Linked DNA regions of Homo sapiens: region 2 is linked to region 1. The links are chromatin loops, found by intact Hi-C in ENCODE. Cell type or tissue: Caco-2. All regions are shown on one strand. Links, peaks and the distances in the headings refer to the core of each region. The heading gives the core; the rest is flanking DNA. Region 1 has its middle 66 kb from the start of MIR297. Region 2 holds the start of MIR297 (microRNA 297).

Region 1 (16,013 bases), core at 4,228-12,227:
ACTGCACCCGGCTGGCACTCCCTTAATTTTTAGTTATCACCTTGAACACCACGATGTCAACATTTATAGGCAACTAATGTTCTCATTCATTAGTATGTTAAAGATAATACTGGTTTAAAATCCAAATTAATCTTGATAAGTTATATTATTCTCCACAGAGTTGTAGAGGAACTGAAGAGTCATTACTATTTGTAAATATAGCATTTACTATTATACTGGTTTTTCAAAATTTTTAAACTCCATGAAGTAAAGAAATTAATCATTTAGAATTACATACATAACTACATTTTGCCTAATGACTACTTGGAATCTGGGTTCCATGTCTATACTGCCACATACCAGCTGTGTGACTTGCAACCAATTTTGTAACCTTCCTGTGCTTCAGAATGGAGATGATTTTGTTTTCCTCACAGAGCAGTGGAAAGAAGTAAATAACTTTAATACAAGTAAAGTACCTAGAACAGAGCCCAGCATGAAGTTCTCAATAAGTAAATGATATGAACAGTTATTGATGTTATTAAATTGTAAGTACCTCAGGTTTATGGGGTGAGGGGGGTGGGGATTGCTAAATAAAATCCCAGAAAAACTGCTTACCGTTTTGTAGAGTGACCAAAGATATTTTTCAGTACCTCTAATGGTATGTGCTGGAAAAGAACTTTCAACACTCAAAATAGATTATAATTAAAAGTACTTATAATGGCTCCCCTTACAGCTTCACAAAGAAAAGTGAAATTCCCAAAGAGGTTGTAAATTTTCAGCACTCCCACTAGAAAATGAGAAATGGTCATAAGCACTTTCTTGACAGGTGAACTGTGGCTGCCAACAGCCAAGGAGAGGATATTTTGTTTATATCAGTTGCCATTCAGCAAATCAAAATTCAACTGGAAACTGTTCTTTTCTGTCCTCAAATTTCATATGTTTAAGTCTAATCATTGCTTTGAATATATAATGTCACCAATAGGACATGGAGCACTTCAATATGACAGTTGAAATATTAGCATGACAAGTGTAGTAAAAGGAATTCTAGTAAAAAAGAAAAAAATCTTTTTTAAGATTGACTGTCTAGAATTTGCCAACTTAAACAAAAGATATATCAAATTCTCTACCACTAATGAGAAGAAACTCATGATTCAATAACTGAATTGTATAAAATATTTCTTCCATATATAAAGTAACAATGTCACCCGAGATACGTGTTAATTCCCACATCAAAAACACACACAAAGTTGAACAACTACGTGGTTCTTTTTTCTTTCACTGCTTGAATGTCTTTCCTATGTGCCTTTCTATGTGCTAAAGGAGTGTTACTCGAACTTGATTATGTGTTTCTTAGCTGGAAGCTTTTTCAGACACAGAGAATGGCAGGCACTGATACCAATCAAGACGCTCAGGTTCAAACTCACTGCCTCCCACTTAGCACTCTGTCTGCCAACTGGAAAATAATTTGTTTGAGCCACTAAGGCTTACAGTTATTTATTCTTTATCCTTGATTTTTCAGGGAGGCCCACCCCCACCAGTGACCCTTGCTAAAAGCAGATAACATTGGAGAAGGACAAAATTCTGATGCTATGCTTACTTTTAGCAACTCTAGTAAAGCTTTTCCAGTGCTGGCCCTTGATCTGGTAGCTCATGTAGGCTCAGCATTCGGCAGTGCAAGGCAGCTTTAATCTAATTCTCACTTCATTTTTCCCCCCGGCTTTCTCCTTAGGACAAGTCTCAAGGAAGAAAAAAAAAAAACGAAAGAAAGAAAAGGAAAGAAAGAAAGTCACAGGCCTGGCACGTCATAATACGAAAATGCACCACTAATTACTGTGGCTGTAATTCTTGATCCAGCCAAAATACAGGTACACAATTACTTTACTTGGGGTCAGACTCTGCTTAACCCCTGCTTCGTTTCACCACCTCTTCAGCACGTTCCCTCTTCTTCAACAGCAGTTATCTCTTGATAGTAATAACTGAATAGCTGCCTCAGAAGAAGATTCCCTTGGGAAGCATCCAGGTGAGGAGCAACAAAGCCAATGCCCCACACAGGTTTGGGATGGATTGTGACTTATTGGGAATAAGAAAGAGAAACCCAACGTATTTCATTCTGGCTTTCCAAAAGACTTAATGATTATTAGAATTGCAATAAGATGGTTGCAATCTGGTCCCTTTCCAATCAAGTAATAAGCTATTTTAAAATCCATAAATATTTTAGGGCTTCTTTATGATGGATCTAGTTTTTTTAATGGACACATAACATTTAGTTTATGAGAGTTTTATATCGCACTTGAGAAAATTATGCACATGTGCGTTCAACCTACTTACGTATTTTATACGAACTTGCCATCTATCAGAAAGAAATGCCACTACCAACCACAGTCACACATGAAGTCAGTGATTTTACTGAATAAGGAGCACCTACTAAGCATGCTTTCTAGTGTGATTTAGCAGAAAAGCATTTCAGGGAGTATTTTTATATTTAAATTGGCTATGCCTGCTCTATACAGTTTATCCGAAGCTTTTTTTAAAAATCTGTTTCAATTAAGAAGTATCTGACTTGCCATATATATAAGAGAAAGAGAAGAAAGAGAAAGAAAGAGAGAGAGAAGGAAAGAAAGAAAGAAAGAAAGAAAGAAAAGAAAGAAAGAAAGAAAGAAAGAAAGAAAGAAAGAAAGAAAGAAAGAAAGAGAAGAGAGAGAGAGGAAGGAAGGAAGAAAGAAAGAAGGAAGGAAGGAAGGAAGGAAGGAAGGAAGGAAGGAAGGAAGGAAGGGAGGGAGGGAGGGAGGGAGGGAAGGAGGGAGGGAAAGCAAAGAAAGCGGGCAGGCAAGTCTTCAAAATATATGCAGAGATAAACCCATTCTCACCAATGCCACTGCTCCCACCTTGGTCAAGGCACCACTATCCTGGGTTTGACTTAATATGGTAGCCTACTAATGGTATCACAGCTTCTACCCTGGCCACCCTGTCTAGTTTCAATACAAAGTAGGCAGCTTAATTTGTAGGACCCAGGAAATACGAAAATACAGACCCTTTTTTCAGAAAACAGAAAAAAATGCCATTAAAGGTACAGAAATATAAAATGCTTTTCTTTCTTCCATGGTTGTTCCCTTTCAATTTGTCATGGTGTTTTCTATTTGCTATTGAATACCATGCCTCCAAGGGCACAGGGATTCTTGCTGGGTGGGTGCAGGCCCTCTCAGGTGATGACTTTTGCATAAAAGGTCTTCCTGGAAGGCTGATGGGACTCCAAAAGAAGGATGTTCTGTGGAGGGAACTGTCAGAAAAACCAGGATTATTCAGAATGGCAAATAGAGAACAATTCAGGAGGCCCAGAAGAAAAGACCTCATGAAACACACAAAAGCATCCATAAGCAGGATTGCAGATTACAGAGAGCTGCCTGCTGAAGAGTAGAGAGAGGAACAAAGCGCAGAGAAAGGGGGAGAAAAGAGAGGGAGAGGATGTTGATTCATATATTCATCCTGGCATTCTACCTTTTGATTTGAAGTTTTGCTTGTGACTTAACATGACTGCTGTACTTTCTTTTACTTAAGACTGACCAGAAAAGTCATGAAATCTGTTAGAGATCAGATCCAGGAAATGGGACAGAGAGAGAAATCAAAAATAATGTTTCAGTTACATCTTATAATTCATTCTTATTTATGGCTGATTATATGAAATTACTTGATGCTTAGAAAGGGATGCAGCATATTGGAAAAAAATAAGGATCTTCAAATCCTTGATATACTACGATTAGTTTCAAACCTTACATAAACTATATAACTACAATTTTCTCCTTGTCTATAAAACGTTGAATCTTGAAATCTAAAACTATAACTCATGCTTAGTTATTCCTTTAGTACTCAACACAGTGTCTGATATAAAGGCTCCATCAATAAATATTTTTAAGGGATAAGTGAAAGAATGAACCTGGCTTCCCAATCTATTAAAATTAATTATTTCCATTGTTAGCTGTGGCCCTATGTAGGGAAGTAGGTAAATAGATAGATGGATGAATGCAGAAAGACTCCAAAGAGCCAAAATGGCTATGCATTTTAGTCAAATATAAAACAACCAAAAGCTTTATATAAAAAACTTAACACCACTCAGAGGCATGTTAGAGCCAGTGGATACTAAGAAGTCCTTTAATATTCACTGGCTCTAAGACATACTCTTTTTCCAATCCTTTTGTTAACATAAACAGAAATGTTCATATTCATATGGTTGAAAAACCTTACAGATTTGGAGTTCAGTAGATTTTGAAGATAGTCTGAAAAGCAGTGAAATTATTAAAACTCTAAGAAATAATTATTCCAGATAAAGAATCTTATTTTGTCTAGAAAAATATGGTTACTTGATGACATAATGTCTTCATGAAGTGAAGGCTTATAGTAGGGTAGATAATGATTTTTGTTATAGAACTTTTCTGACTGAAGAACTGTAGGAAATCTAATTCATTTCTATTCAACAAAAATTGTCAGACTTTACCTGAAAACATTTTAAAAAATTGTTTGCATGTTCAAATGCTGCAGTGACTGGGCAAGTAACCAGAATAGGTGCAATGCTAGGTTATAAGCACTCGGAATGATAAGAATTGTTCCAGACCAGACAATGCATTCCTTGTCCAAAAGGTAAGTTGCTAATAAGCTCCAGATAATGATACCCGGTGAGAACTTGGACCCATATTTGTTACAATTTCCAATTTTAAAAGAATTCTGACATTAAAATTTTTATATAACATTTTCTAAGTTTAAATGGCAAATTTTAAAAATCAAAACAAAAACCCACTATGTAGGCCAAACAGAACAAGCTTTGGCCTATATATGACCAAAGCTCTTAAAGTTTGTTGTTGTTGCTGTTTCCCAGTTAAATGTTAACGATGTTCAAAGAGGATAAGAGATTCGAAAAATCATTTGCAAGTCTTTGACCTGTTACCACCAACCAACTTTTTAGATTTTCAGATATGCGTGTGGGCAACACCACAGATAAGTGGATAATCTTTTCTTTTCTTTTCTTTTCCTTTCTTCCTTTTTGCGAGGGGAGTTCTTTATCTCTCTTTCTCTTTCTTGCTTTCTTTCTTTTCTTTCTTTATCTTTTTTATTTTCAACTAGTTGGGTTTTACTCCAACTTCCAATGAAGGAGAACTTGGTTCTGACAAAATGTGGCCAGAGAAACATTAATTCTTTGAGCTTGAGGCTTCCAAAATCTGCTCCTTTGCTGCCTTCATTCTGGAAACACCCTAATCTTGGCCATGTAGGGAAATGAGTAGGAAATAAACAAGGAAGAAAAACCCAGCAAAACCCTGGCTAAGTTTCTCACTTCACATTCTTCTTTATTTGCGCTTCACATAACCCTGAGTGTACACGCGCGCGCGCGCGTGTGTGTGTGTGTGTTGGAGGGGAAATTAATGGAAACATGGATGGAAGAGAAACACCCACAGGACGCATCTAACACACCAGCCCTATGGAAAGTAGAGGTGAAATCCCACATATTGGCCATCAAAGAGAGAACAAAAAGGGAAGAAAGTCAAGCCTTTCTCTCAATTTAATCAATTCTGTTTAAATCTTCTTATTTTTACTACAGAATTCCTCTGTCACTAAGGTGACTCATTGAGCCTGACTTTTATCAGAGCTCCTTTTCCTTTAGTAATTTCTTTGGGAGAAGAAGAGGGGAAGAGAAAGAAAAACCTTTGAACACTCCCTAATGGTATGGGAAACATTAAGCATAGTAACATTCACTGTGAAAGTCCCCAGAATGTTAGAATATCTACTAGAAATGTTACCACCACATTCTCACCACCACCCAACCAGATATCAGAGGACATCACCATTGTCTGTTTAAATACGTCCCTTCATGGAGTGTTAGATGCACTAAGCATTCTTTTGAGAAAAAATTTAAGTGATTGTATTTCCATTCTAGCAGTGGTCCCCACATGCCACACTTTCCCATTCATAGTATTTGCTTTTCTTAGTGTTTTGAAAAAATTATATTGGAAAAACATGGCATGTTTTCAATTAAATTATATTTCAGAAGGATTTATGGAGAGGAAAATGTGAAATGACATTCACGTAGTATCATCATATATTCACTCAAATAATTTCTATACACATTCCTAAAAAAGAAAAAGAAAAATGCTTTCTAGGAATAAAAACCAAGATTCTTCATTAATGCAATATTGTAGACAATGTATCCTTAACTTTTAGAGAAAAGGAGTAAAGTATAAGAAAATTTTTTAAATGGAATGCACCTGATTTTTAACTTAAATTGAAATTTCTTTGCTTAAGTATTAGGCAAAAAGAAATTTCAGGTTATAGAAAAAAAACAGGTATTATGCTGTTTGCTTTATTTCTTATTAATATATAATCACTGTTTCCTGATTAATTTATTAAAGCTAGTATTATGTTAGATAACCTACAACATATAGAGAAAGCTGATAAGACAAGCTGTTTCCCACAGAGAGCTTACAATCTAGTTTGGACAATAAGAACAAGACATGAATCATAAACTTTTTAAATCAAATGAAAGCTCAGTTTCCTTGGTGCAGAGCTGAGTTCAATTCCTGGGTATCCTTGTTAACTTTCCGTCTCGTTGATCTGTCTAATGTTGACAGTGGGGTGTTAAAGTCTCCCATTATTATTGTGTGGGAATCTAAGTCTCTTAGACTTCCCAAAAAGGCTGGGTCCTAGAATTGCAGAGCTAGCAGAGAACAGAGCTAGACCCTAGGCTTTTAAATTCCAAGGCCCTCTTTGTTAAATGCTATGTAGGACAGCCTATGCAATGCAGTAGTTTAGCTTCAGGAAAAAAAAAAAAATAGGGCTTCTGTTGGTCTTAAAGGATTTATTAGAGGCTCTTCTCTTGGGAGAGTGGGGAGAACTACCAAAAATGACTTGGGCAGATCTTTGAATGCCCTGTGAGTGCATGCAAAATTTTAAATACAATTGTATTCTCTGGAAAATGATTATAGCATTTATCAGAGTTTCAAAATGGCTCTTAAAGCAAAAAATAAAAAATGTAAGAACTATAGGGAGGGGAATCATGGACAGTCAATTGTTGAGGAGGAAGACAAATCACTTGAAATTGATCATCTTTACAGGTTCTTACAATAAGAACCCTTACAGAACACATTGTAAGTGCTGAGTGCAAAGTTAGGTACATAGAAGGACACGAGATTAGACAGGATCTTCAGAGTCTAAGGGAGGAGATATTAGTGAAGTAGGAAATCCCTCAGACTAGTTTATAACACTAGTATAATTCAGTATGTTTGGCAACTTTGATTGCTAAATGGAGGTGTTCTTAATGTATCAGTTTCCAAAAGGGAACTCTGGCAACTCCAGGTACGCAGTTTTCATCTGATAGAAACATGATTACCTACTGGTTTAAGATAGTCATTTATTCATGTTATATTTTAATATTTTGCATTTCTGCATTGTCCTTAAAGTACATCCAACACTGAAACATACCTGGTTCTATAAACCAAATTAATACAAAGACAAACACATTTGGGACAGTTGTGTTATAAAGCATGAGCCTGCCTACTGTGTACATGAATGTGAATCATTCCTACTTGAGTACCATGGAGATGGTCTGTGTGCTGAAGCCAGTTCCAGGACAAGTGTTCCTAGAATGGTGAGCATTTCAGTGTCATTTACCAGCCATTCATCATGCTTAAAAAATAAACTATTCTCCCCCACTAACAGCTAATTGTGTTCACTCAGAAATGAGCTTCCTTATTTTACCTGTAGGGTTTCCCTACCACCACCCTCCACCGTGCCTTTGGCCAAGTTCTGGTTAACACAGGGTTATTCCATATCACTTGAAGAATGACATGTCCCGACTACCATGTTTGCTGACAAATGTCAATCAAAGTGTCTCAGAGCTACCCCAGCATGTCAGCCATCATCTGAAACACACTTTCCCAGGAACGCCTTAGCATGGCATCTTTGTTCTGTTTTCAGATAAACAGATCCAATTCCTCAACAAACAGACTGCTACAGTCCTTTTGATAACAGTGTAATAATTCAAAACAAATGATTCTCAGCTTTGATGATAGCACTTTTATGGGTCATGAAGAAATCCTCCCACCAACATCTGTTTGATTTTATCTACTTGAACTTTATCCTCCAGTTGAAGATTTATAAGCTGAAATCATCCCAGCCTATTAAAGTCAAACCAATGTTCAAGCACTAAGAGGAGAATGAAAGTGCATTTCCTAGTCATCTACCTTTTGAAAAGCTGTTGTGAGCAAAAGAATACCGAAAGTTTGGAGAACTTTATATTTGGCTGAGCCTGAGACAAGGCTCCCATGACAGAGACCTCAGGAATCCAGTTTGTGCATTTTAGGACAATAAGTTATTTACAGAATCATTATTTTAAAAGAAAACGTTACAAATACAGAAGTTGTTTACATTAAGGTCTATTTTCTTAGTGAAATCCACTATGGGTTAGGGAAATTAAATCCAGATTTTTCTATTTTTTTTCTTCTGCCTTAATTTCCTTATAGACTGCAAACTTTTAAATGTTGATTCAATAATATTTAAGTTTAACTTAATAACAAATTTCACTTGTTACCCACAAACACGAAAGATGTGCAGAGATTTTAATCCGATGAAAGGAAGAGCAAGAGTGCAAATGACTGGGTGTCAGGAATCCTGAGTTCAGATCACAGAACCTCCATTAGTTCACTGATTCAGTCAAGCAGATAGCTAGACGACACCCATTAGCTCTGTGTGTGCCTCTGTGTGTGTGTGGTATTGGGGGGTCATAAGCACATTGCTTTATGGAGGTTAAAACTTTCTTTCTCTGCCATTTACTCCTTACCAGGCAAAGTAAAGTAAAAGATCACAGTTCTTCCCTGGTTTTCCTACTTTTATTTAACTATATTTATATAAGTATAAAATATTTATATGTAAATACTTAAAACAATCAAGTATACAATAAAGAATTGGGAATTGGCCAGGCATGGTGGCTCGCACCTATAATCCCAGCACTTTGAGATGCCAAATGGGGAGGACTGATTGAACTCAGGCATTCGAGACCAGCCTGGGCAATCTCTCCACTCAGTAGATACGGATTGACATGAGTCAGCACTGAACAAATTTTCCAAACCAATTTCATATACTTAATTTAAAATTAGACACATTTTGGATGGTATGAGAGGAAAACTAGCAAAGACCTTTAAAAATATTAAATCTTTCTCCATTTTAAAGATGAGAACACCATGGGAAAAGTAGTTGGTAGCTTACACAAAGACATAGGTAGATAATTTACTCACTCATTCATTCTTGCAATAAACATGTATCAAAAAACTATTAGTCACTCAGACTGGCACTCAGTGCTAGAAACATGCTGATAAAGAAACAGATTCTGTTTCTGATTTTATAAAATTTATGGCCTATAGTGAGATGTGGGAGGTGGACAGTGACTGCTGTTACTACAGTAACTAACCACACCAACATGTGTAAGAACGCTATCAAGACAAGAGCTACAAAGAGGGCAATGCAAGCCCCTAAGTGGGAGATTTTACTTAGTGATGTTAGGGACAATTTCCCTGAGGAACTGGTGCAAGCTGAGACCTCAAAGATGAGTGGAGTTAACCAGGCAAAGAAGAAAGAGAAGAGAGTCCCAGGCAGGGAGAAAGCCTATGCAAAGGCCCTGTGGTGCTGGGAAGTAGGAGTGACCAAAAGAGGGGTGATTTCATTTGGCTATAATAAAGGGAAGAAAATGGGAAATGTGAGGCTGGAAGCATGAGTAGCAGACAGACCATGTGGTGCCTTGCAGTTCTGATTAAGTTTCCTCCCCAAGCCCCATTTATCTGAAGATAAGTAAACAATTTTATGCAGAGAGGTGATCCGATTCGATTTATAGTTTGACTAGGTTGCTCTGCTGTAGTGTTCACACTGGAAGAAGTCAGAGTGATCACTCCCAGACTGATTAGAGGTCATCAGTACAGGCAAGAGACAATGGCATTCTGGACTAGGGCGGAGGCAGCAGAGATGGAGAGAAACTGGCAGATTGAGATATTACAGGCATAAAATTTACAGGATCATGTGATAGATCAAATAGGAAGGTTAAGAAGATGGAGGTATAAAGGATGACTTTTAGATTTCTGAGCTGCAGACTGGGTGGATGCTAGCACCATTGACTGAGATAGGAAACACTGAAAGATGACCAGGTCTGAGAGAAGATCATGAGCTCAGTCTCACACATGTCGATTTTGAGGTGTCTTTGAAACATCCAAGAAAGGATGTCAAGTCAGTACAAGAACCAGATCTAGACTCTAAAACTTCTAGTTCTTTCCAGTAAGCTCCTACAGCTATTACATTATGTTCACTTGCAGAATAAAAGTACTTCTTGTTTGGTTTTGGTCTGTTTGTTGACAACATTCAGGATAAATGATCAGTAACACAGGTCAATTGATAATGAAAATTGGGGCTTAAATAAAACAGTTTTTGCTTATACCACTACTTTTTGAAAAAATAAATAAGAAACATGACATTTAAATAGGCTTTATTTTTAGAGATGATTTAGGAACTTTTCAATAGAATTTGGAGTTAACCACTGGTAACTGCCAAAAAATGTAAACTGTCTGATTTCTATCTTTCAGTGATTAAATTATTTATTCAATTACTCCTGGAAATAGGACCTTTAACAAATAATTGCACGTTCAGGCATCTATATTTTCTATATGCATAATCCATTTGTCAAAATAGCGAGCATTAAAACATTAAAATGGCATTTATGGATTTAAGGAACTCCTGTTATATTTAGCAGATCTCACATCTAAATTTAAACTACCACATACCTTTACAAATCATTTAACTTCTCTTGACCCTAGATTCCCTATATATCAAAATAAATATTTTTTCACCCACATGGCATAAATATAACTATTAAAGAAATAGAGATCATGTAATTAAAGCTGCATTCTCCTGAGATGTACTCAGCACTTAACATGAGCATCTGGGGCTAATCACCAGATACATCTCTTATCACCTCTGTCGCCCTCCCCCAGCCGCTTCCCCCACTCCCCGCCCCAAGTGCTGCTATGTAGTATTTATTTGCAAAATATGAACATATGTCACACTTAAAATTTATATTCTCCTCACTTTGTTGAAGACAGACCAATATATGTTGTCACTGATGCAATTTTCAAGAGGCTCAGAAATATAGAATTCTGTGTATGACTGTCTGATTTCATTTTGTTCTAAACAGCAACTGAGACTCTTTACACGTGAGAAGTATTTTGCCACCAGGAGGAGATGACCCTGAAGATTAACATATGCTCTCATCACTGTCAGTGCACCTAGCCCCCTTTTGAAGAGAACTCTTGTAAAAAACTCTGTCTTTCTAAATTACAAACATGCTCATATAAATTTCTCATTTACAACAAATAAAAATTCCAGGGTCAAACATTATCAAACAAAATTTATGATGACTGCAAAAATATTACACAGAAAGGAATAAATTACATGAGACTACTGTAGATCAGTGCCCCAAGCATATGACTAAAGCCAAAATCTTAAGAGTTCTTATGCTGATTTATTATCTTTCTTCATTGTTACCTGAGAGCAATTTATTTAACCTTGATGTGCTTCAGGTTTCCAAAATTCTAAAAGTAATGTTGTGGTCATCAGGCCCCCCCCCCCAAAAAATGATATTACATTTATTTTCAATTTCCCTTGTCCATGAAGTTTTATGCAAAGTCAATAAGCTTTCTTGTAGATTAGCAGTGAACACAAATGAAAAAGCAATTCCCTCCCTAGTGAAATCCCTTTGCAAATTTAATGTCATTCAGATGTTTGAGAGAAAGGCTTCAAGCTTTCAGAATTGTTTTTTTACCATTAGGACAAATTTTGGCATCAATCTTTGAAGAATTATTTAGTTCAGAGTTCTGACCCGCTTGGATTAGGCTCATTCAGGTTTACTGTGGACACTTCTCAGTCAGTGCTGCTTCATAAGCTGCACATGAACAATGAATTAACCAAGGCAACTAAACCTTCTGGGAATCAAGGACAATCTCAAACATTGAACTTGATGGTCAACCTCAGTTTGACATTCAAGGCATAATCTCAATTTGAAATCAACTTGAAAAGATGAAATTTATCTGATGAACATTCAAAGTAGCAAAAATTTAAGTGCCAATTTTTACCTTTGAACGATTGCCTGTTTAAAGTTTTCTGACCGAGAAAAAAAGGATTTTTATGGAAAATATACCCACTTATGTTCGGATCTATAAAATCACAAGCCTAAAATTATTTTATGCTCTAATGAAGTTTTTACATATCTTTCCTTCTGAAATCTCTTTGTCATGTGACATTTGCTAAGGGAATATGCTTAAAGAACTCGCTGGTTTAGTGTATCTAATCTTAACAGCCTTGGGGAAACTTAAAAATAGCTAAATTCAGAAGCCAGTAATTTTATTTATATTGATTGATTTACATGTGGTTTGGCTTAAAAGTTTACTGTTGTTTAATATTTGCATCCCTGAATACATAAGCAGTAAACTAAACTATTTCTCACCCACTTCATTAATTCCTGAAGGAAGATTTTCTCTGGTTTTGAAACTTCAAGTTTATACGAATTTTTATAAAAGCTTCTAGTTATATGTTGAAGATCAAATATAATTTTTCTCTAGAAGATGGAGGAGATGAAATGAGAAATGTAAGGAAGGAAAGGATTCTCTAGAATGAAAACGGATGATAGTATTAAAGCTTTTGTTTTTTCAAGGCTCCCTGTGGCCCTTTTTATTATAGATGCTTTGGTTTGAAGACTCTCCTCTCAGAATAAATTCCCCAAACCAACACCTTAGTGACTATCTACAAAAGTAGAAACTATTTTTGAGCTTTTCTTCAATCTTAGTTCAGCAAAGTAAGCAATAAAAATCATCTGAAATGCAAAGCTTCTTACATGGAAAAGGAATGCTAGTGGCTCACCAACTCTAAGGTTTTTGCTGAGTGGTCAGTCCAGTCCTCATGATAGGTTTGCACAAAATCATCAGCCCACTTGAGAGGAAATAATGCATATGCTAGGTTATGGACTAGGATTAAGGGGGCAATTCATGGCTTTGGAACCAAGTTCCTTTCCATACAAAACTTTCTTGCCCACCTGGAATCTGAACTCATGACCTTGGCTTTAAGAACAATATTTTCCCTGATCTAGTGAACAGCTCAAACAAAACAATTTAAATATTTACCTACTGTCAAGCAAGTGTGTGCGTGTGTGCCTTTGTGTCTATGTGTGTAAATATACAATTGCTTAAAATTCCTATATTAGAAAGGTTTGTTTGGCCATGTTCTTGTTTTATTTTAAAGATTTTTGATGCAGAAACCATTATAACAACAGCAATGACAAAAGAAAGGAGCAGAATTGCTGCTCTGATATAATTACTATTTCATTCATGCTCTCTCATGTCCTGTGGATTTGCTTTAAATCTGCTAGACTTGTGAGGCCTAATATCTAAATGAGATACATGGAAAAACAAAGACATATAGTCACATGTTACATAGTCCATTGCTGCCTTTAAACCTTTGTAACAGGATAAAAAAGATGTTACTTTTTGTTTTTTTTAATTCTTAAAGGTATAATTTATTTGAAAACCAAAGTTTAAAAGAAAGGTATTCATACTGTAGTTTATAGTAGTACTATGAATATATCTACAGTTAAGAGGATATAGAAGAGTATTAATTGCAACTTAAATAAGCATAGAAATTGTAAGACATGTTCTGAAACAGTATCAGGTCCAATATATAATAAAAATATCATTAAGATCCTTTAAACCAAAATCTGAAATAGTATCTTTCATCATCTGAACTAACAATATGGTTTATGAGAGGTTGCCATGGATGAAAAAAATGCATAATGACAGCAATAAATAACACAAATGTCTGTGGCTAATATCCTACAAGGAGCGCATGAAACGCTGACATCACTTAGAGGTTTACCAACCTTATTACTCTCCTTTATCACACTTCATATTGTCAACTAAGAGTAACTAAGTTCCTACATATTTTTCTTATCCACATGCATATCCCTAAGTATAGTATTTACAGTATATGTACAGCAAATATTACCTATAATTAGATGTTTTGTTATCATTTTATCCAAACATTTCATTCACAAGAAAGCTGCTGTATTCATAATATGTATTATTTTGGACTTTTTGTTACCATTTTCCAAATACTTTCTGAATCCTATAGAGTATTAGATTTGAATCAGAGTGTCAGATTTTTTTTATATATCCAGGATAATTCTATTAGTACATTCTCACACTGCTATAAAGACATACCCGAGACTGGATAATTTATGGAGAAAAGAGGTTTAATTGACTCACAGTTCCACAGGCTGTACAGGTAGCACAGCTGGGGAGGCCTCAGGAAACTTATAACCATGATGGAAGGTGAAGGGGAAGCAGGCACAATTTTCACATGGCAGAGCAGGAGAGAGAGCAAAGGGGAAAGTGCTACACACTTTTAAAACACCAGATCTCGTGAGAACCCACTCACTATCACAAGAACAGCAAGGGGGAAATCCACCCCCATAATCCTATCACCTCCCAACAAGTCCCTCCTCCAACACTTGGGGATTACAATGAGACATAAGATTTGGGTAGGGATGCAGAGCCAAACCATATCAATCATATTTTACCTAAGTAGTACAGTCAAGAAAACTGAGCCTTAGGAACTATTTGGTCATTTACTATTTGTATAATCATTGAATTTATGTATAGCCCAATAAATAATATCCCTGTAGTCTCCATGAATTCTGAACTATTAAAAAAAAAAACTTATAGACTCCAGGCAAGAGGACAAAATATAACTGTAATTGCTTATAAGGCTGAGATTACAGAATGTGACATACATTTGCAGACAAATAGGCTTCATAAGCCTAAACCCCTAAACAAGGCAACCTACTTACCCACTGACAGCACTGGACAATGACAAGCCTCTCTAAGCAAGAACTACTGCTGTAAGACCTAAGGCATTGAGAAGGAAAGCAAAATGTGTTCTCTGCAGACAGATTCCAAAAGGAGAGAAAGGAAGATGCTTCCTACTTCCCTACCCATTGAATCTGCTAACCTTCTGACTGGCTTTGGCCAATAGAATGCCTTAGAAATAATGTTGTATAAGTTCTGAACCTACACTTCAACTTGTATTGTTTTTCTATTCTCACTCTCTTTGAACATCACCACCATATAAAGAAACCTAGATTAACCTCCTTGAGGATAAGAGACTGTGTAGAAACAGAGAAACACAGCAGCTAGGCAGCAGTAACACCATGTGAGTGAGACCATTTCAAATTATTCAGTCCCAGCCCACCCACCATCCAACTGTAGCAACACGACAGGTTCCAGCAAAACCAACAGAAGAACTGACCAGCTGAGCCCAGGAAAATTTGTTTGTAAATTTATTTACCAACATTTGTTGCTAGGTAAAATGATTATTGGCAAATAAATTTTATTGCCAGTCATTTTATTGGCAAATAAAATAAATGATTATTGTCCTAAGTCATTAAACTTTGAAATAATTTACCCAGTAATATAACTAATACATAAATTTGCACTGAACATGAAGTGCAGCCATAAAAAAATCAAAAAATGCCTAAAATATGTGGCAACGACTCTAGGACAGGGTGGCATTGAGAAGACAGAAAAGCAAGAGGAAACTCTTAGTGGAGACTAGAAAAGTAGAAAAGAAACATGAAACTGGAAAAGGAGACAGGCTATATTATACAGTGGCAGAACAACTGGCAAACATGTTGACTGCAATAACTAGAAAGATAGAAAACATACTCAGAGTGGGTGGGATGGGCACCCCCCCAAAAAATATTCTCATATCCTAACCCCCAGAACCCGTGTATGTGACCTTATTTGGAAAAACAATCTGCAATTATTAAAGATCTCCAGATGATGGTGGAGGGGGATGTCATTCCAGTGATAAGCGTCCTTAGAAGGAAAAGCAGAGGGAGATGGAGAAGAAGAGAAGGCCATTTGAAGACACAGGCAGAGTTTGAAGTCAGGCTGTTAGAAGTCAAGGAA
Region 2 (16,013 bases), core at 3,723-11,722, 72 kb after region 1:
TTCACTTATTTTTATTTATAATGGCATATAATAACTGTACATATTTATTGGGTATAATGTTTCAATACATGTATCTATAGTATAATGGTCAAATTGGAGTAATTATAGCTATCACTTTAACTACTTAGCATTTCTTTGTGGTGGCAACATTCAAAATCTTCTCTTCTAGCTGTCTTGAAATATACAATACATTGGCATTTGCTGTAGTCACTCTACTGTGAAACAGAACACCAAAACTGAAAAGTTATATTTTAAAATAATCCTTTTCTACACTTCAAGTCTACATTCTTTAAAAATAATAACAGATCTGAATTCTACTCATTCAACCATTAATTAAGAATAACTATAACTTTATAACTTTTTAAAATAAGATTTGTACAGAAGTTTTGTTTCCTTGTTTGTTTGCTTGGAAAGGTTTTTGGTTGATACTTACGTAAGTGACAGGCTCTGCTTACATGCATGACCAACATTATCTTAGTCTAATCCCACAACAACCTCATCTGGTAGGTATATTTTCCAGATAAGGAAACTAAGGAACAGAGATGTTACATAACTTGCCCAGTCACACAGCTAGTAAGCTGAGAAACCAAGATTCAGGCCAGGCAGTTTGTTTCCAGTTTTCCCTTTTTTTTTTTTTTTTTGAAACAGAGTCTTGCTCTGTCGCCCAGCCTGGAGTGCAATGGTGCGATAGGGGCTCACTGCAACCTCTGCCTCCCGGGTTTAAGTGATTCTCCTGCCTCAGCCTCCAGAGTAGCTGGGATTACAGGCACCCACCACCATGCCCAGCTAATTTTTGTATTTTTAGTGGAGACGGGGGTTCACCATGTTGATCAGGCTGCTCTTGAACTCCTGACCTCAAGCAGTCCACCCACCTCAGACTCCCAAAGTGCTGGGATTACAGGCATGAGCCACTGCGCCCAGCCCAGTTTTCCATTCTTAATCAGTAGGCTCTTGTTTGAGAATATTTTATTCTTAATGATGGTATTACTCATTTTTGTACTTTATACAATGGAGTACTTCGTGTTTGGAATGGCTTCCTTGTCCATATCTTTGTAAGGTTGAGGCCAATTTTTCTGAAGGTCTAAAGATCAGGCCCAAAAGAGAGACCACATAATCACTTTGCGTTCCTTCCTCAGTAATCTCCACAACTCATTTTGTGTCAGAAATTCACCACTGCACAATAACAGGCCAACAGTGGCCAGAGTTGGCTCCCATGCTGTAAGGTTGGAGGAAGGACACACCAGGCTTCCTAAGTACTTCACACAAGGCTGCCAAAGGATTAGCTGGATGTTCCTGTGCCAGGTTCACTTAACAGGAACATGGCAAGTTGTGGAGACTAATTGGTTCTCACAGGTATTTGGGGTAATGTAAAAATACAACTGCAGGAAAGGCAATTTCCCCCTAGAATGTGACTTGCTCCTGTAAATACAATATATTTTACAGGTTTTAATGCATGTGAAATATTTATCATTGGCATGAAAATTTAAAATATATACCATTTTCCCTTTCATGCCAAAGGGCTTCTATACCCATCACAATTAAAATTAAATATGGAGTAATAGCATAGCTTTTTACTCTGATTCCCTTTTCCCCATTTTGTAAATTCACAGCTTTAACCCATGGCCACCTGCCTGAACGATGGCTTATTTCCAACTCAAGATCTCTTTCTACATACTTTATGAACATATGTATGTATGTGTGCATGTGCATGTATGTGTATATACATATATATGTATTATGTACTCATATATCAAGGAGATTTCATTTCTATTTTTAATCTATGGTATAACTTCTGCATTGATCATATAGTCATGAACCACACGAAAAAGTTCCAGTCAACGACAGACCACAAATGTGACAGTTGTCCCATAAGAAGAAAATGGAGCTGAAAAATTCCTATCACCTAATGGCGTCGTAGCCATCATAATGTAATAGCAAATGCATTACTCATGCGTTTTTGGTGATGTTGGTGTAAATAAACCTACAGTGCTGCCAGTCATATAATATTACAGCACATACAATTATCCACAATACATAACACTTGATAATGACGAATATGTTACTGGCTTATATATTTACTATAGTAAACTTTTATTGCTATTTTAGGGTATACTGCCTCAACTTATAAAAAAAAAGTTAACTATAAAACAGCCTCAGGCAGGTCCTTCAGGAGGTATCCAGAAGAAGGCATTGTTATAGCAGATTACAGCTCCATTTGTGTTACTATTTCCAGTTTTCCACTCTTAATAGAGCTTCTACTGGGACAAGAGGTGGAGATGGAAGGCAGTGATACTGATGATCCTGACCCTGTGTAGGCCTAGGCTATGTGTATGTTTCTGTCTTAGTTTTTAACAAGAAAGTTGAAAAAGTAAAATATATATATATATATATGATCTTTGAAATAGAAAAAAGCTTATAGAATAAGAATATAAAGAAAGAAAACATTTTTGTACAGCGATACAATGTGTTTATATTTTAAACTAAATGTTATTACAGAAAGAGTCAAAAAGTAAAAAAATACAAGTTTATAAAGTAAAAAAGCCATGGTAAGCTAAAGTTAATTTATTATTTAAGAAAGAAGATTTTTTTTTAATTTAGTGTAGCCTAGTTCACTGTGTTTATAAAATCCACAGTAGTGGACAGTAATGTCCTAGGCCTTCACCTTCACTCACCACTCACTCACTGATTCACCCAGAGCAACTTCCAGTCCTACAAGCTCCATGCATGGTAAGTGCCCTATACAGGTTTACCATTTTTTGTCTTTTATACCATATTTTACCTTTTATATGTTTAGAAATGTTTAGATACACAAATGCTTGCCATTGTGTAACAGTTGCCTAAAGCATTTAGTACAGTAACGTGCTGACTGAATACTTATTCAGAATTCTGCTATTTCTGTTGGAGTGCTGCATCATAGTCCTCAGAGGCACACAGATCTCACTACCTAGGGTCTACAGGCATCAAGTCATAGGTCTGAGAGAGAGATTGAAGGATTAAAAAGAAGAGGGGCAAAGAGAAATTAGAGTCTAAAAGGGGAAAAGGGATCACATTTGCCAGCCCCACTCTATCTCCAAATGTCTTTTCTGATCAATCTCATAATCAATTGATAATAAAAGTAGCCAAAAGATTATACTAACTATATATCTAACCCTTAAATAAAAATCACTCTCTGCCAGGAACTATTCTAAGCTCTTTATAATAATAACACATTCCATCCTTATAACAACTTTATGACAAATTATAAATTGCCCCATTTTATATACCTTAAACTTTCCTTCTCACATCTCATTATTCTAAGCTAATCTAAAGAAATGTCTTATTTTCTTTAATTTCAAAGCAGATATTTCAGCAATACTCTTTTCCTCGCCACACCTTTTTGGGCCACTAAGAAGAAAACTAACTTGTGCCCCCTTTGAGTCCTTTCATTGAAGGAAACTTTGGGAGGCAAATAGAGCCATAACATCTGCCTATGGGCTTTCGACTGAAGTACTGGGTACTAAATCTCATCTCCCACATGGGAAGTCAGTTCCTGACTTGGGGTCAGGAAAGAATGAGAGGGAATCCCCTCAGCGGCTCCATAAATTATCTACCTATATGCACACACAGCATTCAAGGAGTCAAGAGTGCCACACATTCAGAATATGAAAATAACAGCAACAACAACATTTGATCTGAATTTATTTTTTAAACAAGAAAGAAAAGTATTTGATCTGAATATTAAAAAGGAATTAAAGGCCGGGTGCTGTGGCTCACACCTGTAATCCCAACACTTTGGGAGGCTGAGGTGGGTGAATCGCTTGAGCCCAGGAGTTGGAGATCGGGCTGGACAACAAAGTGAGACCCACTTTCTACAAAAAAATACAAAAATTAGCCAGGCATGGTGGCACACGTGTATGGTCCCAGCTACTTGGGAGGCTGAAGTGGGAGGATCAGTTGAGCCTGGGAGGTCAAGGCTGCAGTGACCCAAGATTGCGCCAGCCTCGACAGCAGAGCAAGACCCTGTCCCCCCACAAAAAATTAATAGTATTAAATAGTTGTAAATTATGATAGTGCCAAACTGAGCATTAGTCTATTGGCTTTAATGTTTGACAAAGCAATTTAATACTGACCAATATCAGAGCCATATGAATAATAATAAATTATATACATCATAAATTATATGTATTTCATAATTAGTTTTTCTCATAGTGTAGTAAAAAGCAAGTACTGAAACTCATTACAGTATTTAGCCTGCTAATACCTTGTTGCCAGAAGTAATAATTGTAACTGTCAATATGGCCGTTAAATTTACCTTCACATGACCATTAACACTTTGTCTCAGTTTTCAAGCTTTCTTTGTTAACTACTAGTTAGACTTTGAGACCTTTCAACACAATTAATTGTTATGATTTGCAAGTGATGATAGAACAGGTCACTGATTCCCTGTTACCCAAAGCAGCCTTACTGCAGAATAAAGGTGCATTTTGCAAACTACCTGTTTTCACAGTGCATAAGGGAGAGGCTAGTAAAACTCTACTATATTGTATTATATTAATATAATTAATGCTAGATACAAGGTTTTCTTTTCCTTTGATACATGATTAAGAAGTTTTTATTTAGGTCGGGTACGTTACTCTGAATTAAATTCTCCCCCCTACACCCACCTTTTTCTAAGATTTCATTTCAAGGGCTTGCATTTTGAATGGCACTAAATTCAAAAAGCACTTGAGTGCAGGTGGCACTGAATTAAATATTATGTTAATAGAAACCTATTAGCATAATTCCTAACCTACAATAATTTCCTAGGGTGAACAATAGTCATGGAAACCCATAAACCAAAATGTATATGATCAAATAAAATATTAAGAGAATAATTGATAACCATGTGCTAGGCTTTCCTCAAAGCATATTACATATAATAATTTATTTAATGCTCACAACAACATGATGGGTTTCATACTATTATTTTCCTCATGCTGCAGATGAAGAAATTAATGCAAATAGATAGTAAGTAGCAGGCAGAAGATTCAAATCCCAGGGTCCATGCTTTTAACTCCTACACTCTACTACTGCCTCTTGCCCATAAAGGGATGCAATGCCACCGATATATGTCTAGGAGTATGAGGCTGCTGAAAAATACTAGACAAGCCAAGAATGAGTTCCATATTCAGATTGTATGTTTAAATCTAGGAAAACTCTTCAAAAGACAGGGTCTAGGATATTATTATATAATATAAATGCTTAGGTATTCCAATAATAAAAACTTTTTATGAAAAGGGAACTCTTCTAAAGGAAAGCCAAGACAAGGTAAGGAGAACAAAAAGGTTAAATTGTTACATGTTAGCATCAGATGGAAATGAGGCACAAAGGTGTAGGTCTTTGAAGTACAGGGTAAGGATCTTGGGTTTGCTCCAAAAATAATAAGAAATTATATGATAAGTAGGTCATGGCATAGTAACATGGAGCAGCAGAATAGTTAACACCAGCAGTCAGATTAAATAGGGTGCTAGCAAATAGAACAGAATCCTGACAAATTAATGATACTAATTGTTTACTAGATTTCCCATCTTCCTTTTACTGAGATGACTGACACAAGAACTGGGGCCATACATTGGGTTAGAAGAAGAGTTAGAAAAGACAGAACTTATCTGTCAAGATGTTAAACGTGCAAACACTAATTTACACAATTTCTTCTTTGTGAGTACCAACAAGTTTTGAATTTTGAAAAATACAAATGGCCAATGACTACTAATGATCTATAATAGTGATTTTTCAAATTATAACTTGCACTGGAATCAGCTGGACAGCTTGTTAAAAGATTGCTAGCCCCCACTCCCAAAGTTTCTGGTTTAGTTAATCTGGGGTGGGGCCTAGGAATTTACATCACTAAGAGCTCCCAGGTGATGCTTATGAGTCTGGTCCAGGGACCAGGCTTGGAGAACCACTGATCAGATAAAAAGGAGTTGAACATTTTAAAAACATCCTAAATGGTCCACTTAAGAAACTACATTGGCACACTATGTTTATAAATCAGAATATAAAACAAGTGAAATGATATTGCCAAGAAAAATAACCTGAATCCAACTCAACTTTCAATTTTTCAAAGTGCATAGGACACAAGAACATGTTTAAAAACACAACAAGGATATAATCAGCAAAGTTCAGACTGTAGGTAACCCTGTAGGAAAAATATGTCGTTTCTTGAACAAAGAAACTACAGGGGGAAAAAAGAGAAAGAGAAAGAAGGGAAAGTCTATTGATTAAAAGAGTCTTATGGACATATTAACCAGTTGTGATGCCTGGAGAGTTTTTGATGCCAATGCAAAAAACAAACTGCTAAAAAAAATTATGATTTTTATGAGACAATTGGAAATGTAAACAATGCCTATATTTAATGCTACTAAGGTAATATTACTGCTAACATTTTCTAATATCTTAGGTATGATATTGATATTGTGGCTATGTTTTTTAAATCTTCAGGGATAGTTGTTAAAGTATTTACAAATAAAATGAAACGTCTGAAATTGCTTCAGAATAATGTTAGTAAGAGAGAGAGTAATAAACGATACAAAATTAGCTATGAGTTGAAACTCCCTTGGAGATCAGTGATGGGTATATGATGATTCGTTATACTATTCTGTCTACATGTTTATGATTGAATTTTTCATAACAAAAAATGTAAAGAGGCTGGGTGCAGTGGCTCATGTCTGTAATCCCAGCACTTTGGGAGGACAAGGCAAGCGGATCACTTGGGGACAGTAGTTCAAGACCAGCCTGGCCAACACAGTGAAACCCCATCTCAAAATTAGCTGGGTGTGGTGGCACTGGCCTGTAATCCCAGCTATTTCGGAGGCTGAGGCACAAGAAACTAGAACCCAGGAAGAGGAGGTTGCAGTGAGCCAAGATCACACCACTGTACTACAGACTGGGTGACAGAGAGAGACTCTGTCAAAAAAAAAAAAAAAAAGTGTATCGTGTATAGAGATGATTTTTCTGGAAAGCTGCTTTGAATTTTTAGATTTTTTTCCATATTCACTTTATGGCACCAAATTTTCCAGAGTTCAGCGTGCTTCTCAGCTTCACCAAACAAAGGGATGATAGCTAGAGAGACAATATAGCATATAACAGGTTCCTAATAAAACATGTTAAGAGAAAATAAATACCAACTGATATGTTCTGGCTGTGTCCTCACCCAAATCTCATCTTGAATTGTAGCTCCCATCATTCCTATGTGTTGTGGGAGGGATCTGGTGGGAGGTAATTGAATCATGGGGGTGTTTTCCCCCATACTGTTCTGGTGGTAGTGAATAAGTCTCATGAGAGCTGATGGTTTTATAAGGGGTTTCCCCTTTTGCTTGGCTCTCATTTTCTCTCTTGCCTGCTGCCATGTAAGACATGCCTTTTGGCCATGATTGTGAGGCCTCCCCAGCCACGTGGAACTGTGAGTACATTAAACTTTTTCTTTATAAATTATCCAGTCTCTGGTATGTCTTTATCAGCAGCGTGTAAACGGACTAATACACCAACCAAACAGAAAATACTCAGGGAGGAATGCAACTAAAAATGAAGAAGATTCAAATATAAAATAGAAAACTTTTTACATGAAAGGGGTCATAGAACATGCTTCTTTGGAATGTACAGCTAATTTAGGAAAGCAGGAGGTTGGTCTGTGTCCCTTGATCGTCTTTATCTGCCAGAATGTTATCAGAGTCGAGTTGTTCCGTGGTATTCAGACATTCTATGGAATTAAAGTTCTTTGTCTACACGAGAACCATGCCAGAGAACACAAAGAGAATGACAAGTTATCAGATCCATCCACAAATAACAACATTCCAAAATACCATAGACAGAAAGCTCTTGGGAAATCTTTCATTTTTCCAAACCACATATGTAACAGACTGTCCTGCTAATTAAATGAGACAGATGCTGCATCTCGCCAGAGAAGGTGACACATGGCATGAACAGCTGCCAGGACTACCACAAAGTGCTAAGGGTAAACAAACTACTTCCTTCTTCCTAACTGTGCCTTGCCTACACATACATAACTTGGGGCTACTTTAGTTCAGAAAAAAAAATGTTTTGTTTTTAGTAACAGTGACTACCAGAATGTAGTTAACTTATTGTATATGCTAATTTAATGTAGGCAATGGGGAACCAATAATATTTGTAAACTATAACTAAATATAAATGGACTTTATTATACCCAGATCTCGCATGTTTTTGCTAGAATAAAATTAGATACTATTGTGTTTTATTATTTTATTACCACAGAGATTACAGCACTTTAAAAATGAAAGAGACATTCTCCTTTGCTATTTTCAACAAGCAGGAAACAGGCTGTAGGAAAAAAGTGAAATGTCTATAATTTTGCAGCTGCAAATTGTCTCTTTGTGTTACAGAAAAATATCTTTTCATTAGTGATTACTGTGATTCATGCCTTAATGTCATTTAAACATATAAAATAAGTTACAGATGCCCATTTGGTGCCAGCTACTGTGCCAGTCAATTATGAAGACATTAATATTACTATAAAACTATAATTGATATTTATTGAGTGCTCACTATATATAAGCACCAAATTAACTATGATTCTCATCAGAACCCTGCTGTGTATTATTATCATTTCTATTTTACTGATAAAGAACCTGAGGCACAGAGACGCTAAGTAATTCGTCTAAGGTCACACAGGTGGCAAATGAAAGAAGCCAGTGCAAAAAAAAATTAGGGATGGAATATAAAACTGAATATGTGATCTTGGCCCTTTATATAAAAGGAAAGATTTTAGTCTAGAATAGAGACCTATAAGCAATCCTTAATAATATTAATACTAAAAAATGAAGTAAAATTGAAATGTGAAAAAAAGATTTGGCAGTATTTCACGGTGAATAGGCAACTATTAGGTTGGTGCAAAAGTAATTGCGGTTTTTGCCATGACTTTTAATAGCAAAAACCACAATTAATTTTGCATAAACCTAATATTAAAATAAAGGTTTCCCTTTCATGTCAAACAACTCTCCCTGCAGGAAATATGTCTTTAACCCTTCCTATGTGTATTAATGGCTGTCACATGTAAGAAGGATGCCAAGAAGAGGAAGACACGTTCCCTGCCGCGTGTACAGAGGGTCTACCATGCACTGGGCTGACTCCCAAAGAAAGAGAAACTCTATCCATTGCTCACCAGAAGCTTATACTTTTTTTAAAAAAAAAGTGTGCACATGAAACAAACTTTTCTAAATTAATTTTTTAAAGAAAGCGTGTTTTATTGTTGTACTCTGTCCTCTTATCATAGACATTTTCATTGTGATCTGAGGTAACCACTTTTTTGGTTTACGTTAGCGTATTCTGGCTGCAAATAGCCCCTGACTTTATAGATAATAAAAAGTTTATGTTTTATTTACATTAGAGGATTCTGGCTGCAAATAGCCCCTATCTCTGTGTCCTCATTCTTAGGGGTAACATTTTCTCTTTTGAGGCTATAAAGAAAGAGCCCTACTTAAGTTACATTAACAAGATTTTGTGTAGTATAGTTAACATCTTTTAAATATTATACACAATATTAATTATAGGTATTTCCATTCTAAGATGTACTCTTAGGGCTCGGCATACTGTAATAACCCTAATCACCAAACATTAGGAGGATATTATGAGTGATCCAGAATATGGAATTAATGCTAAATTTTGCCCACTGAAGTTCCCCCCTTTGATCCGAATCTAGATTAAAAGCCACAAATTTGTCTCCCTCCCTCAGGCATACCAACCACTTACACTTTCCTAAAGATATGCACAGCCTTCTTAGAGAACACACAGCATCTCAACATGAATACCAATCAGATCACAGTCATGGTTATAACCTGAGACTCAAGAGTCTGTGTCTCCAAGGTCAGGGGTGTAACAAGACGGCTTCGAAAGCAGCTCCAATGTGCTTTCCACACTGGCAGATGTCCAAATCTAGGTTTGATTCTAAAATATTCAAACTGAGAAAAGTCCAGTTTTCCAGTCCACTAAAAATGAGACAAGTAGATTTAGGCAATTCTGAGATCAGCACAAATAACCTAAAAATATTTCACGAAAACCTATCATGAGCAGAGTGGTACCTGTCATAATATACCTGTGCAGGTCTCACAGATAAAAAAATATATATGGGGTGATATTGATGGGTGTAGCCCCATGTGCTTATTTCCCAGCATAGACCGCTTCAGTCATCCTAGTAAAATCAGTCTATAGACACACTGCAATTATGAAAGCTATATTTCTGGCAAATACCTTAAATGCATGCTGTTATTGTTTGATTGTATTGAAATAAAATGAAAGTGCTTGACAATTATAAGAGGCTACTATTAAAGAAACCATGAAATAAGTTAGTATATCCTTCTATACTTTGAAAGGCATAATTTATTTTGGTACTCATGTTTGTGCTCTGATTTTTTCGGTGCATATTGTAGGCATTATCTAGTATTCCATCAAAGGAACAATGGCTAGTGTTATATTATCTCCACCTTTTTAGGAGTTTTCCTCCTTTGGAAAGGCTGTCCTCCTTTTAAATATATCTCATTTTAGCATAGAGACTCAAATCTCATAAAAGTAAGAATGTCAGACTTGATAAATCTGCTCAAAGCCTTTTACTGAAGTGGGAATTCTCTGTTTCTGAGAAATTGAAAGATTTAATGAATATATTCTTGTCATATTATGACATCTCATTTTTCCCTCTCATAAATACTCGTCAGGTTTATGATTTCCCGCCCATTGGCCAGGAATGGCGTTGCACTTGCTGCAATGGTGGGTGCCCATACCAAGTTTAATTTCTCTCACAAGGAGAGTTGACAAAAGATCACAGCCACTAAGCCCTGGAATTACCCTAGATATTGCCCTCTGTGCTCTGCAAATGAAATCCTACAGAAGACCCTTTGGAAAAGAAGAACATGATGGTTAACACTCAGAAATCCATTTTGCACAGGGCAGCATTCGTATACACAGAAGTGCGGAATGACAGGCAGAGCTGCCAGTTCCTCGATGAGAAAAGTCAGATGCTTAGCACTACACACACACACGCACACACACACACAGACACACACAGACACACACAGTGCCTCGCAGATGCATGCACCCCTCCCCCTGCAGCTTAGAGTCCCCAGCTCTTCTCTCCCACGCATCCACCTCTCCCTCATTCCCCCTCTCTCATGCCCTTGATTGACTACCAGGTCAGATAAGAAATTAAGACCAGTGAAATCAGAACCAGACCGCACCTGTCCCTTCTGCAGCCAGAAGAGAACTGAAATAAAGCACTTATGAAATTGCTGTGATCATAACCTTCAAAACACTGAACTCCTCCCAGCTGTCGGCTTTCCCAACCCAAAGGTTCCACAATAGAGACGCTGGCACCAAGTCCCTAATATCTATTTGTAACAGAATGCTGTCATTTTGGGACGGGTCAAAGTGTTGCAAACTGTAAAGGTCCCTTTATAGCTACAAAGATTCTGAAAATAGATGTTGTTCTACTGATTTAGACTTGCTAATAGGAGGATCAGTTTGCTTCTATTTAAAATGATTCATTTGCTCGGAGAGAAAAATGATAGTAAGCAGTGATAAATACTTTGAAATGTGAACAACGATTACTATCTGTCTTCATTTGACAGAGATTGACATTTTTTTCTATTTCTTACAACCTAACTATTGACTTTTGTAAACAGCTACTGGATGACCTGCAATAAAGTTGAGCTCTTAGCTAGAACTGTCAGTTACTCATTACTAGCAGCAAACAAATAAAAAAGGGAACAATTTATTTGCACAATTACCCATCTTATATGTCTGAGTGCTATATTGCTAGCTATATTTAGCAAGGAAAACTTCAGTGAAAACTTTCAGTACTTCATTAAATAATAAAGATTTCATTTTTTAAACTAAGCTATGTATACATAGTCCAAACTATAATATAAAGTAACAAACTACTAATTCAGATAGAGAAAGATCTCTACTCTGGGAATATCAAATAAGAATTTTAAAGATATAAAAGGATGTCTAACCACATTATTTCACTAATGTGAACATTATTATCATTCTCAATAACATTTTATTTCCAAGCCATGATGGGCAACAATTAAAATAGAACACAACTGAGATGTGGCATATTAATTAGATGTGAGGATCCCTGCAAAAATACACATTTCTGTATTCATCATACTTGCCCTTATTTTAGCTTAGAAAAAGTTCTGCATTGTCACATTGCTATAACAATTGCATATGGAAATTAGGCATTTGTTAAAATCATACAAGAGACCAAAGGTAAAAACATTCAAAAGCTATTTTTGCCTGATGTTAAATCCTCTTACATTTTCATGTGATGTTGCAAATACACATATACACAAGAGTGGAGCCAAGAAATAGGAAAAGTTTGTAAATATTTATACACAGATAATATACACCATGTTCATATACATACTACTTCTAATCTCCTTTGTCTAATGATTTATTTTATACTCTCTCAATAGACACAATTTTTCAACTGTTCTATTTTTCTTTTGAAATAGCAGATTGTTTACGCTAGTGCTTCAAAGATATTTATGTAATTAGGGTTCTATTTCTACGTTGGCTTTTAAATCCAAGTTCCTCTTGTTTTGGAATGTCATGTGCCCACAAATAAGCATAGCCATGCCACACTGCGAGTCAAGCCTTCCACAGGGGCAGGGAGGGTGGTGGTTAGGCGCACAGACACTCGAACCACATTGTCTGGTTTTGAATTCTGGCTCCTTCGCCTCCCAGCTAAGTGACCTCACCTACCAGCATCTCTCTTCCTCAATTTACTCATCTTGAAATGAAGAAAATAATGGCACCTACTTCCTAGGCTTGTGAAGATAATATTTTTAAAGTGGTTAAAAATAATGCCTAGCACATAGTAAATGCTATCTAAATGTTAGTTTCAATTAAAATAAAATGAATATTCTTAACTATTACTGTGTAAGTTTTAGCACGTGAATTCTGACATATATCTAATAGGAAGGCTTTCTAGTATACAGCTATGTGTGTCATTTATTTCCTGTTTCTGCATAATTGCAAATTGATACAACAATAACAAGAATAATAATTTAAAACAATATCAACAACATATATTGTGTTGACTACAGCCAGGCACAGTTCTAAGCATTGTCTCATACAATCTTCCCTACTAATCAGTGAGATAGATACTGTCATTACTATTTTATAAATGAAAAAAACTGAAATTTAGGAGAAATTACATAACCTGCCCAAGTCCCAAAATTTGTAAGTAGCAAACTAGGACCTGAAACAAAGCCTGTGTGACTGTAAAACAAGTGGCCAGAACGGCTGGGCACTCCTGCCTCCTTCAATACATGTTTATTCAACACCTTAGTCTTCTTGGCCTGTCATTTCTTTGTACTGTAGTGACTCAGCTAGCTATCTGGAACCCTTCTTATATATAGTTATGGTTTACACTGGTTAAATAATTTTACTAAAAAATAAAATATTTGGTGCCAGGCCCCTGGGGATGATTTCTAGGCTTTTAGCCACACTTGAATTTGTCTCAAGCTGGGATAGAAGGAATGCAGGACTGAGGATCACAAAATCAGGATCCCAGCCCTGATTTCACCATTAAGTCCCTGTGTGATTAAACAAGAAACTGAATGAATCTGGCTTATGAAGGGTTACTGTGACACAGTTAGCTGTGTTGTAGCACTTGGCTAGTACTTATGACATAAATTTAAATGGAAGACGAGGTTTTTCTTTAAAAATACATATTTCCTTGAGCCTAAAACTATAAAACTAAAATTATCTGGTTTCTCCATATATTAAGATCATTTTAAAACTCAATTTTTTAACACAAGCCTAAACTTGATACTCTTTACAACACAATGAAATTCATAGCACTTAGCTTCTCATAATTTAAAAGGATACCAGTTAACATCCAAAACATATTATTACAAGAATATCTTTTCCTGGTTTGTTTTTTCAAGGAAGAAGAAGAAAAGTTTGACATTTTAAATTTAACATTACAAGAAGTTTAGTGGCATTCAACCAGGTTAAATTAACCAAAGGTATGTCTGTATGTGTTTGTGTGTGTGTGTTGTGTGTGTATATATATACACATTGCTTTCTCTCCTTTCCAAGCAGTTTTGCTCTCAATGTGCTCCAGTACTTCTCTGATACTAAGAAAAGGGAACCAAATGACATTGGAGAAAGCAAGCCTAGGGTAGTAAATAGTGACTGACTCCTGTGTTCTGCTTCTGAAGAGCCACAGAACCATCAGCTGGACATCTCATAGAAGTCCAAATGGGAGTCACAAGAGATAAGGCAGCAGAGGGGGATGTGGACAGAAAAGAAAGTCCAGAGCTCCTCAGCTTTATTAGCATGAGTGGAGTGGAGCAAATGTCTAGGGCCTGGAAAGAATGAGACAACAAGACCTTATGCCACCGTGGTGTGTGTCCAGGGATGTTCGTGTGAGTGCTCACCTCTCTATAGATGGCCAATGTTCATCATGCCATCAGTCTCAAAACATCCTTAGTGACAATAAAATCATTTTTATATTAAAGAAGCAGATGACAAAGATAATTCACTGAGTTTTGCAAGAATAAAGACAGGCTCAAGAAGGATAAAGTCAGCCAATGAAACTGTGAAGTCCAACCGAATTCTCTGAACTTATCTATTAACAACAGCCACACAGCGCCTGCCAACTTCAGTGGGTGGCAGAAAAAACAGGCTGGAAGATCATATTTGGCTTTATATATTAAATCTTTCACATCCAAGGGACAAGGATTTTTAAATTGTCATATAGTACATAGGATATACATAGTACTAATACATTAAATACCCTCAGGTATAATTTTTAAAGTGCCATTTATGCTTACCTAAATAGTTACCACCCAGAAGATGAGCTTTTCAAGTCCCCAAAAGACCCTGCAAATATACTCAAAAATGTAAAGTTTTACAAAATTTGAAATATTCTTTTAATGCCATAAATGTTCTTATTTGTCTCGACAAAATCTTGAATTAGAAACCATAGTTTAAACTCAGACTATGAGTTGGGGATTGGCATCTCTCTGGTGGTGTTAGGTCTCCAACACTTGTAAGAAATAGTTGGGTGACAATCAAATGTAAATTGTCATTCGGCAACAATTCCACACATTTGTAAATTGCTTTGAAATTGTGAAACTCATTCAAAAAACACAATGGTAATTCTGAGAAGCAGAGATCTCTATGATTCCTAAATCTCTCTATAAAACAGTGACTCTCTAAAATTATAACTGAATTTTAATACAAAATATAATACAGAGTTTATAAACCACTTTATAGCTGCTCTCAAAAATTATGTTAACTGGAATCTATATTAATCACATTTTTTCCATTGGTGATTTTTATTGTAATAATACAATTTAGGTAAAATATAAACTGCAACGTTTAGTGCAAGAAACTTTCACTTTATTTTTTCATGAAATTCCAGAAACTCTGAGGTGAAAAAATACATATACTATCTATTGCCTCACATTAAATGTATGCTGCAATTACTGCTACACCATAAACCGCATACCAATGATTTCATTTCTACTTACAAAAACACATAAATTTGTGTCCTTTATATTAGAAAGGTACACTCACTTTTCCTTGCTAAAATTCCTATTGTCTGTAGAATTTATAACCAAATAAATCTGTATTTAAACATGTAATAGCTGGTCTCCTAACAAAATATTCTTTATAACAATCAATATCGGAGCCCTGAAATTGATTATATGAAAAAATGACCACTTCTTTCCTTGCAGCCTAAAATATCTCACATCCCCTGTGAGCTGCCTCACAGGTAAGTCAATAGGAGCTTCACATGAGACCTGAGAGAAGAATTTTACCCTGTAAGTGTAATCCATTTATTGGTTTATGGACCAAAAAACCTCTCGGGAGTGTTACAAACTCATATGCTTTCCTTGAGTGATGGGTTTTGCACTTGGATTTCTTATCTAATTGAAAGATGTGTAAAAACTTATGTATAAATAGAGTTCCCCATTGGTTACACATTTCAAGAGTATCTCAAGAGT

The links. A loop is a pair of places that touch in the nucleus more often than their neighbours do. Peaks named below come from ENCODE experiments on the same cell type or tissue, not always from the same donor. Only the 100,000 strongest peaks of a DNase experiment are listed, where the experiment ranks them.
Region 2: it touches region 1 in a loop (4-fold over the local background); 1 of 110 quality-filtered maps calls a loop at or near these places.

What each region holds. Positions count from the first base shown.
Region 1 is chr4:110,919,053-110,935,065 of GRCh38, reverse strand. No RefSeq gene overlaps it. Among named protein-coding and RNA genes, the nearest start is that of MIR297, 66 kb to the right of the region's middle. In Caco-2, for the core only: no CTCF peak of the experiment used is centred there; a DNase peak (open chromatin) is centred at 7,855.
Region 2 is chr4:110,846,322-110,862,334 of GRCh38, reverse strand. It overlaps MIR297 (microRNA 297), which reads left to right and starts at 1,688; the gene lies at 1,688-1,753. In Caco-2, for the core only: no CTCF peak of the experiment used is centred there; a DNase peak (open chromatin) is centred at 11,054; H3K4me3 peaks cover 749 bases.